Regions from separate parts of the Homo sapiens genome. Here region 1 is linked to region 2. Evidence: read pairs that join two places in POLR2A ChIA-PET (ENCODE). Cell type or tissue: HCT116. All regions are shown on one strand.

Region 1 (4,000 bases), 150 kb after region 2:
ATGAAGACAGGACAAAGGAAATTATGGAGTCTAGGAACAGAAAGAAAAAAATTAAAGAAAAGTGAACAGAGCCCAAGGGACCTTTGGGACACAATGGACCAACATATACATTGTAGGAGTCTCAGAAGAAGAGATGGAAAAAGAGGAAGAAAGAATATTTGAAGAAATAGTGGCTGAAAACTTCCCAAATTTTATGAAGACATGAATATAAACATCCAAGAAGCTCAATAAACTCCAAGTAAGATGAACTCAAAGAGACCCACACTGAGACACATTACAATCAAACTTTCAGCTGGGCATGGTGGAACATGCCTGTAATCCCAGCATTTTGGGAGGCCAAGGTAGGCAGATCGCTTGAACTCAGGAGTTCAAAACCAGGCTGGGCAAAACAGCAATAGCCCGTCACTACAAAAAATACAAAAATTAGCTGGCTGTGGTGGTGTGCACCTGTAGTCCCAGCAACTTGGAAGGCTGAGGTGGGAGGATTGCTTGAGCTCAGGAGGTCAAGGCTGCAGTGAGCTGAGATCATGCCACTGCACTCCAGCCTGGGCAACCAAATAAGACCCTGTCTCAAAAAAAAAAAAAAAAGAAAAGAAGAAGAAGAAAGAATTTCGGAAGAGATAAGTGGCTGGTCACATACGGGATCTTCTCAATAAGATTATCAGCATATTTCTCATCTGAAACTTTGGAGGCCAGAAGGCAGTGGGCCAATATATTCAAGGTGCTAAAAGAAAAAGAACTGTCAACCAAGAATTCTATATTCATCAAAATTGTCCTTCAAAAGTTAAGGAGAAAGGATGAATAGAGTAATTGTGGGTATTAGAGGCTAGGAAGGGGAGGAGGAGGGAAGGATATGGAGACTTTAGTCAATGGATACAAAATTACAGTTAGATAGAAGGAATGAGTTCTGATCTTCTGCAGCACTGTAGGGTGAAAATGGTTAACTATAATTTGTTATATACAAGAGAGGATTTTGAATGTTCACAACACAAAGAAATCATAAATGTTTGAGGTAATGGATGTGCTAATTACCCTTATTTGATCATTCCACATCATACACATATATCAAAATATCACTCTCTATTCCATAAATATGTATAATTATGTGTTAACTCAAAATAAAAGAAATAAGTGTAATTTAAAGTGAAAAAAATGTTAAGTGAAGAGAAATTAAGACATTCTCAGATAAACAAAAATTAAGACAGCATCCACTAGTGGTGTTGTTATCACTAGGCCTACCCTGCAAGAAATGCTCAAGGGAATCCTGCAGGGTGAAATGAAAAGACATTAGACAGTAACTTGAAGCCATGTGAAGAAATAAAGGTCTCAATAAAGGTAAATATATGTGCAATTATAAAAGATATATTGTTGTAACAATTATATGTAACTTTATCTGTTTTTTACATGATTTCAGAGACTACTGCATTTTTAAAAATTAGTCTAAAAGCTAGTATTATTATAACTTCGATTGGTAGCCATACATTTTATTATCTACATAATTTAAGAAACTGATGAATTTAAAACAGCCATTGGCTTATATTTTTAGACACACAATATGTAAAGATGTAGTTCTGTGACATCAGCAACTGAAAGGAGTGGGGCTAGAACTGTAAAGGAACAGAGTTTTTGTGTGTTATTGAAGTTAATAAGGTATAAATTCAAATTAGGGTGTTATAATTTTAGGATGTTAAATGTAACCAAATCCCATCGTAACTACTAAGAAAATAGCTATAGAGTATGCACAAGGCCAGGTGTGGTGGCTCACACCTGTAATCCCAGCACTTTGGGAGGCTGAGGCAGGAGGATTGCTAGAGCCCAGGAGTTTGAGATCAGCCTGGGCAACATACCTAAACCCCGTCTCTATTAAAAAAAAAAAGTACAAAAATTAGCTGGGCATGGTAACACGCACCTGTGGTCCCAGCCACTTGGGAGGCTGACGTGGGAGGATTGCTTGAGCCCAGGAGGTCAAGGCTGCAGTGAGCCATTATGCCACTGCCCTCCAGCCTGAGCAACAGAGTGAGTCCCTGTCTCAAAAAAAAAAAATGCACAAAAAGAAATGAGAAAGGAATTTAAACATTCCACTACAAAAAATTAACCACAAAATAAAGCTATCATACAGGAAATGAGAGATTAAAAAAGCTATAAGGCATATCAAAAACTAATATAAAAATGACAGAAGTCCATCCTTAAGTAACAAAAATCAATAAAACCAAAATTTGGCTCTTTGGAAAGATCAACAAAATTGACAAGCCTTTAGATAGATGGACTAAGAAAAAAACAGAAGAAGACTCAAATTACTAAAATCAGAAACGAAAGTGAAAACATTACCACAAATTTTACAGAAATGAAAAGGTTATAAGCAGGTACTATGAACAATTGTATACCCCAAAATTAGATAATTTAGAGAAAATGGACAAATTCCTAGAAACACAAAAACCAATACTAAATTTCTATTTTCAGAAATAGAAAATCTAGGCTGAGCACAGTAGTTCATGCCTGTAATCTAACACTTTGGGAGGCCCAGGCAGGGAGATTATATGAGGCCAGGAGTTCAGGACCAGCCCAGCCCACATAGCAAAACCCCGTCTCTACCAAAAAATACAAAAATTAGCCAGGCGTAGTGTTGCATGCCTGTAGTCCCAGCTACTTGGGAGGCTGAAGTGGGAGAATTGCTTTGAACCCAGGAAGCAGAGGAGGTTGCAATGAGCCGAAATTGTACCACTGCACTCCAGCCTAGGCTACACAGTGAGACTATGGAAGGAAGGAAAGAAGTAAGGAAGGAAGGGAGGGAGGGAGGGAGGGAGGGAAGGAGGGGGGAAGGAGGGAGAGGAGAAAGAGGGAGAGGGAGATTGAACCAGTAATCAAAAAATCTCCTGACAAAGAAAAGCCCTGGTAGACCTGATGGCTTCACTGGTAAATTCAATCAAACATTTACAGAAGGGCAACAATCCTTCTCAAACTTTTCCAAGAAATTGAAAAGGAAGGAAAACTTCTTTACTCATTGTATGAGGCCAGCATTACCCTGATACCAAAGCTAGATAAAGACACTACAAGAAAACAAAACTACAGACCAATGTCCTTTATGAACATGGATGCAAACATTGTCAAAAAATACTAGCAAACCAAATTCAGCAGCTTATTAAAAGCCTTATACACCATAACCAAGTAGGATTTAGTCCTCAAACAAGGATGGTTCAACATACAAAAATTGACCAATGTGACATACAACATTAACAGGATGAAGGGGAAAAAAACCACATGATCATCTCAATTGATGCAGAAAAAATAGCATGTGACAAAATTCAACAGCCTTTCATGACAAAAAAAAAAAAAGCCTCAACAAAGTAGGAATGCAAAAAATAAATAAATAAATACCTCAGTTGGCCAGGGGCAGTGGCTCATGCCTATAGTCCCAGCACTTTGGGAGGCCAAGGTGGGTGGATCACCTGAGGTCAGGGGTTCGAGACCAGCCTGGCCAACATGGTGAAACCCCGTATCTACTAAAAATACAAAATTAGCCAAGCATGGTGACACATGCCTGTAATCCCTGCTACTTAGGAGGCTGAAGTCAGAGAATTGTTTGAGCCTGGGAGGCACAAGCTGCAGTGAGCCAAGAGTACACTGCACTCCAGCCTGGGCAACAGAGTGAGACTCCGTCTAAAAAAAAAAAAAAAAAAAAAAAACCTCAATATAATAAAACCCATTTATGAAAAACCCACAACAAATGTCATACTCAATGGTAAAAGACTAAAAGCTTGTTATCTAAGATCAGGAAGAAGGCAAGGATGCCCACTTTTGCCACTTCAACATAGCAGTGGAAATTCTAGCAAGAGAAATTCGTCAAGAAAAAGAAATAAAAACATCCAATTGGAAAAAAAAAAAGAAGCAAAATTATCTCCGTTCAGAGATGATATGATTTTCATATGTAGAAAACCCTAAGTATTTCACCCAAAAAAAAGCTGGAACTAATAAATGAATTCAGCAAAGTAGTAAGATACAA
Region 2 (4,000 bases):
TATTGATGCTGAGGCTTGAAAGAGGAACGGAATTGACCAGGCGAACCTTGCAGGAAGAGCTGACCAAGCACCAGAGTTATGTGTGTGAAGGTCCCTTTCTTAGTCAACTCAGGCTGCTATAACAAATTACCATAGACTCGGAAGCTTATAAACAACAAATTTATTTCTCACAGTTCTGGAAGCTGGAAGTTGGAGATCAGGATGCCAGCATAGTTGGGTTTTGGTGAGCGCCCTCTTCTTGGTTATAGAATTCCAACTTTTCATTCTCCCACGGTGAAAAGAGGGTGAGCTAGCTCTCTGGTTTTTTCTTATAAAGCCACTAATACTAATCCCACCCATAAGGGATCTATCTACCCTCATCACCTGATTACCACCCAAAGGCTCCTTCTCCAAATACCATCACATTGGGGATTGAGTCTCAATGTATGAATCTGAGGGGGACAAACGTTCAGTGCATAACAGCCCCCAAAGCTGGAAGGAGATCAGCAGGGTGAGCAAGGGGTAGGGGTGGATAGCACGAAGCCTGGGGAGGAGGAAGGGATGGGGCCAGGCCCTCCCACCAGGTGAGGAGGTAGGTCTGTATCCTAAGAGGACCGGGTTAGCCACTAAAATCCTTAAGCATAGACTACATAATTACACTGGCATTTTGAGGCAATTGGTTTGTTGATTGTGTAGACAGTGTGGAGAGTAGATTGGACAAGGACAGAGTGGAAATGGGTGGACGAGTTTGGAAGTCCCTCCAGGTGAGAAGTGATGGTGACTCAGACTTAGGAGGGCAGGGGAGAGAGAAAACTGGACCATTTCCAAATGCAGGCTTAGATTAGGTTCCGTGTGGACTCAGGGGGGACCTGGGAGAAGAGGGGCTCTGGGGGTGGGGCAGAGGTCATGGCCAGGAGGAAAGGAGTCTTTACAGGTCACTTCCCTAATTTGCCATGCCTCCTGCCTGTCCATCACAACCAGCTGATCCACCCTGTGCCAGCGAGCAGAGGCTCAGTCCCTGGGTCAGGCCCAGCTGGGGTGACCAACCATCCCATCTGCCCAGGATTGAGGGGTGTTCTGAGAGCCTTCAGCTAAATTGGGGTTCCAGTACCAGCACAGCTGGCAACCCTGCCCTAATGAGAAATGAAGAGGAGGTGAACATGTTGTTTACAGGACGCCTTTCACACGATCCTTCTACTTGTCGGATGGCCTAATGTCTGGTTATCCAACCTTCAAATGGAGGGTGCCTGGCATAGGAAATGTGTTTATGCTGGTAGACGATCTTGTGTCTTGTCTGACCTGTGTCCAGTTTGTGTCTACCTGACCGTCACTCTGGCCCTCCTGGAAGCCCAACCTTGTGTTTCTCACCACTCCCATGTCCCAGGGAAAACCCAGTGGGGTAGCCCCCAGTTCTTCAGATGGAAGGCGCAAGTTCGATACACGACCATGACAGGAAGTCAGTTCAAATATTTTTACTTACAGATCCGGGGCAGGGAAGGCACCATGGGTAAGGAGGGCAGTCCACTGTCCGTGGGTCATGGAATGCAGGAACAAAGAGTCAAGCAGAGGGAAAGAGACAGAGAGATACAGAGACAGAGAGAGACAGAGAGGCAAAGAGTAGTATATAAGGGAATAGGAAGTGAGTCACCTTAAGTTCATGGGCAGCTGTCTGAATGGCCCGTTTAAAGGAAGCAGCAGGAAGGCGGGGGCGGGGGAGCCCATCTGGTGGGCGGGAGAGAGGCCTCTAAGTTCTCACCTGGAGCCGCGGCTTGAGTCATTTGGGTGTGGAGCTGGAAACTGTCTCAAGAGTCTCAAGAGTAACTGAGCCCTGCTTCTGGTAGGAGAAAGTTAAATGTGTATCCAAGATGGATGCTGAGGCAACATAAAATTATAAGAATTCACTGCAAAGGTTTCCCAGGGCACAGGACTTTCAGTGTTGGTCAACCGAGGCCCATGTCCATGTCTCTTTATTGAGAGGAAGGTCAACAGCCTTGGTGGGTAGCTTGGGAAGGGTAAGGCTACATGGCCAGAGGGTGGGCTGAGTGCACATTGCCTTGGTTCCGGGCCAGTTTGAACTCATTTCTTGAATATTGAAGGGCCCCGGCTCCACCTGCACAGCGTTCTCCAGTGACAGAGTGCTTTTGTGACTGTCGTCTCTCTGGGCCCCACAACAGCCACATAGGATGAAGAGAACCAGTCAGGTGTAGGAGCCATATATTATGGATGAGGAAATTTTGGCTGGTGTGTGTTGGGTGGGGGACTGTTAAGTGGTTCACCTGAGTGACCCCAGTTGAGAAGGAGCCAAGTGAGAGTCAAAGCTGTGCCCCTGACCCCATCAGCTGTCCTGACCCCTGCGGCTCAGCTGCCCACTCTGGGCTGTCTGTGGAACCAAGTGTGGGCTCACCCCAGGGCCTTGGTGGGGAGACCGAAGTGCGCCCCCACACCCGGCCATAGAAAGCTCCCAGCCTCAAGGGCCAAAGAATGGTGTTCTCAAACTGCCATGCCACAGGACAAACTGAGCTCACTGAGGGGACAGGAGAAGAAACGTGGGGCCATGAGGTCTCGGGAAGAAAGGGTGCTGGTGGAGGAACCATGGAGGACAGAGCCTAGAGGAGTAATCAACCCCTGTGTCTCCTCATCCATGCCTTGAGGCACATGGGCCAAATCACAGCTTCCCACCGGCCTGAATGTGTGAATCACTGGGCAGCTTGTGGACAGGACAGATGCCCAGCCCCACCCCAGACCTGGAGAGAGTGATATGTCCAAGGAATCGCGGCCCAGGGCTTCCTGTTCTTCAAAGCTCAGCAAGTGGGTCTGACAAGGACTCAGGTCTGAAACCATTCTCCAGCCAGTATCTGTGGCTCTTCCCAGCTGTGCGAGTGCCTTGAAATCCATACCGTTTATGAACCTTCTGTCAGCAGATTTTAGGAGGCAGCCGCCTTATGAGATGAGTGATATTAATCCATCCATTTCACAGATTAGGAAATTGGCCCTAGCTGAGACCTGCTAGTTCGTGGCTCATTTCGCTCAGCCTTAATTCTATCCAGAGCCCCAGTTGTCTCAAACCCACACTTCTAAATGACCCTAATTCACAGGTTGGCAAACTCTTTCTGTAAAGGGCCAGACAGCAAATCTTTTAGCCTCTGCCATGCACACAGACCTCAATTGCAGCCTCTTAACTCTGCCGTCGCAGCACAAAAGCAATCTTGGACATTATATAAATGAATGGTTGTGTTCCAATAAAACTCTATAGACACAGAGGTAGAAGTTCATATGTTTTACATGGCACAAAATACTTTTTTTATTTTTTTCTCCCACCATTTAAAAATATATTTTAAAATTCTTAGCTCACAGGCTATACCAAAACAGGTCTAGATTTGGCCCACAGGCCACAATGTGTCAATGCCTGCATTAATCCACTCATGTATCAGTGATGGCAGCGGCAGGCCATCTGGAGCAGCCACTGCCATCACGCTGGCCACGCAAGGAGGCACAGCCAAGGCTGCATGCTTCGTGGAGCCAGCAGGAGCCGAGGACAAGTGAGAGCCCAGCCCCTTCCAAGTTGGGGTGGGAGCTCCCTGGGTGTTGCTGCAGCCGCCCAAGCCACGGCTGCTGACCCAGGTTCTTGGGGCCCAGGAGCAGGTGGGAGCCCCACCCTCCCAGGGACACAGTTGCAGCCACCCAAATCTTGGCTGTAAACCTGGGCCTCCCACTCCACGGAGCAGGCAGGAGCCCCAGCCTCCCAGGCATAGCTGCAGCCACCGAAACTGCAGCTGCAGACCTGGGCCTCGTGCTCCATGGATCAGGCAGGAGCCCAGCGCCCCCGGGTGCAGCTGCAGCCGCCCAAACCATGGCTGTGGAACCAGGCATCCCTGCTCTCTTGGGGGCCCAGGAAGGCCCAAGTACCCCCCGACCCCCTGCCGCTGCCACCCTCACCGGCTTGCAAGCGCCTGCTCCTGCTGCCTGGCTTCTCCCTGCTGTCAGTGCCTGCTCCAATCTCAGAGCAAAGTCAGGGCCAAGA

The links. ChIA-PET counts read pairs that join two places held together with the same protein. Peaks named below come from ENCODE experiments on the same cell type or tissue, not always from the same donor. Only the 100,000 strongest peaks of a DNase experiment are listed, where the experiment ranks them.
Region 1: POLR2A ChIA-PET joins it to region 2 with 5 read pairs; 3 of 35 experiments call an interaction of 5 or more read pairs at or near these places.

What each region holds. Positions count from the first base shown.
Region 1 is chr10:118,985,046-118,989,045 of GRCh38, forward strand. The region is part of intron 2 of LINC03036 (long intergenic non-protein coding RNA 3036); the gene reads right to left. Among named protein-coding and RNA genes, the nearest start is that of LINC03036, 43 kb to the right of the region's middle. In HCT116, no CTCF peak of the experiment used is centred here; no DNase peak of the experiment used is centred here.
Region 2 is chr10:118,838,584-118,842,583 of GRCh38, forward strand. All of the region lies in intron 3 of LINC03036 (long intergenic non-protein coding RNA 3036), which reads right to left. Among named protein-coding and RNA genes, the nearest start is that of CACUL1, 86 kb to the left of the region's middle. In HCT116, no CTCF peak of the experiment used is centred here; a DNase peak (open chromatin) is centred at 1,698; H3K4me3 peaks cover 2,080 bases; H3K27ac peaks cover 1,501 bases.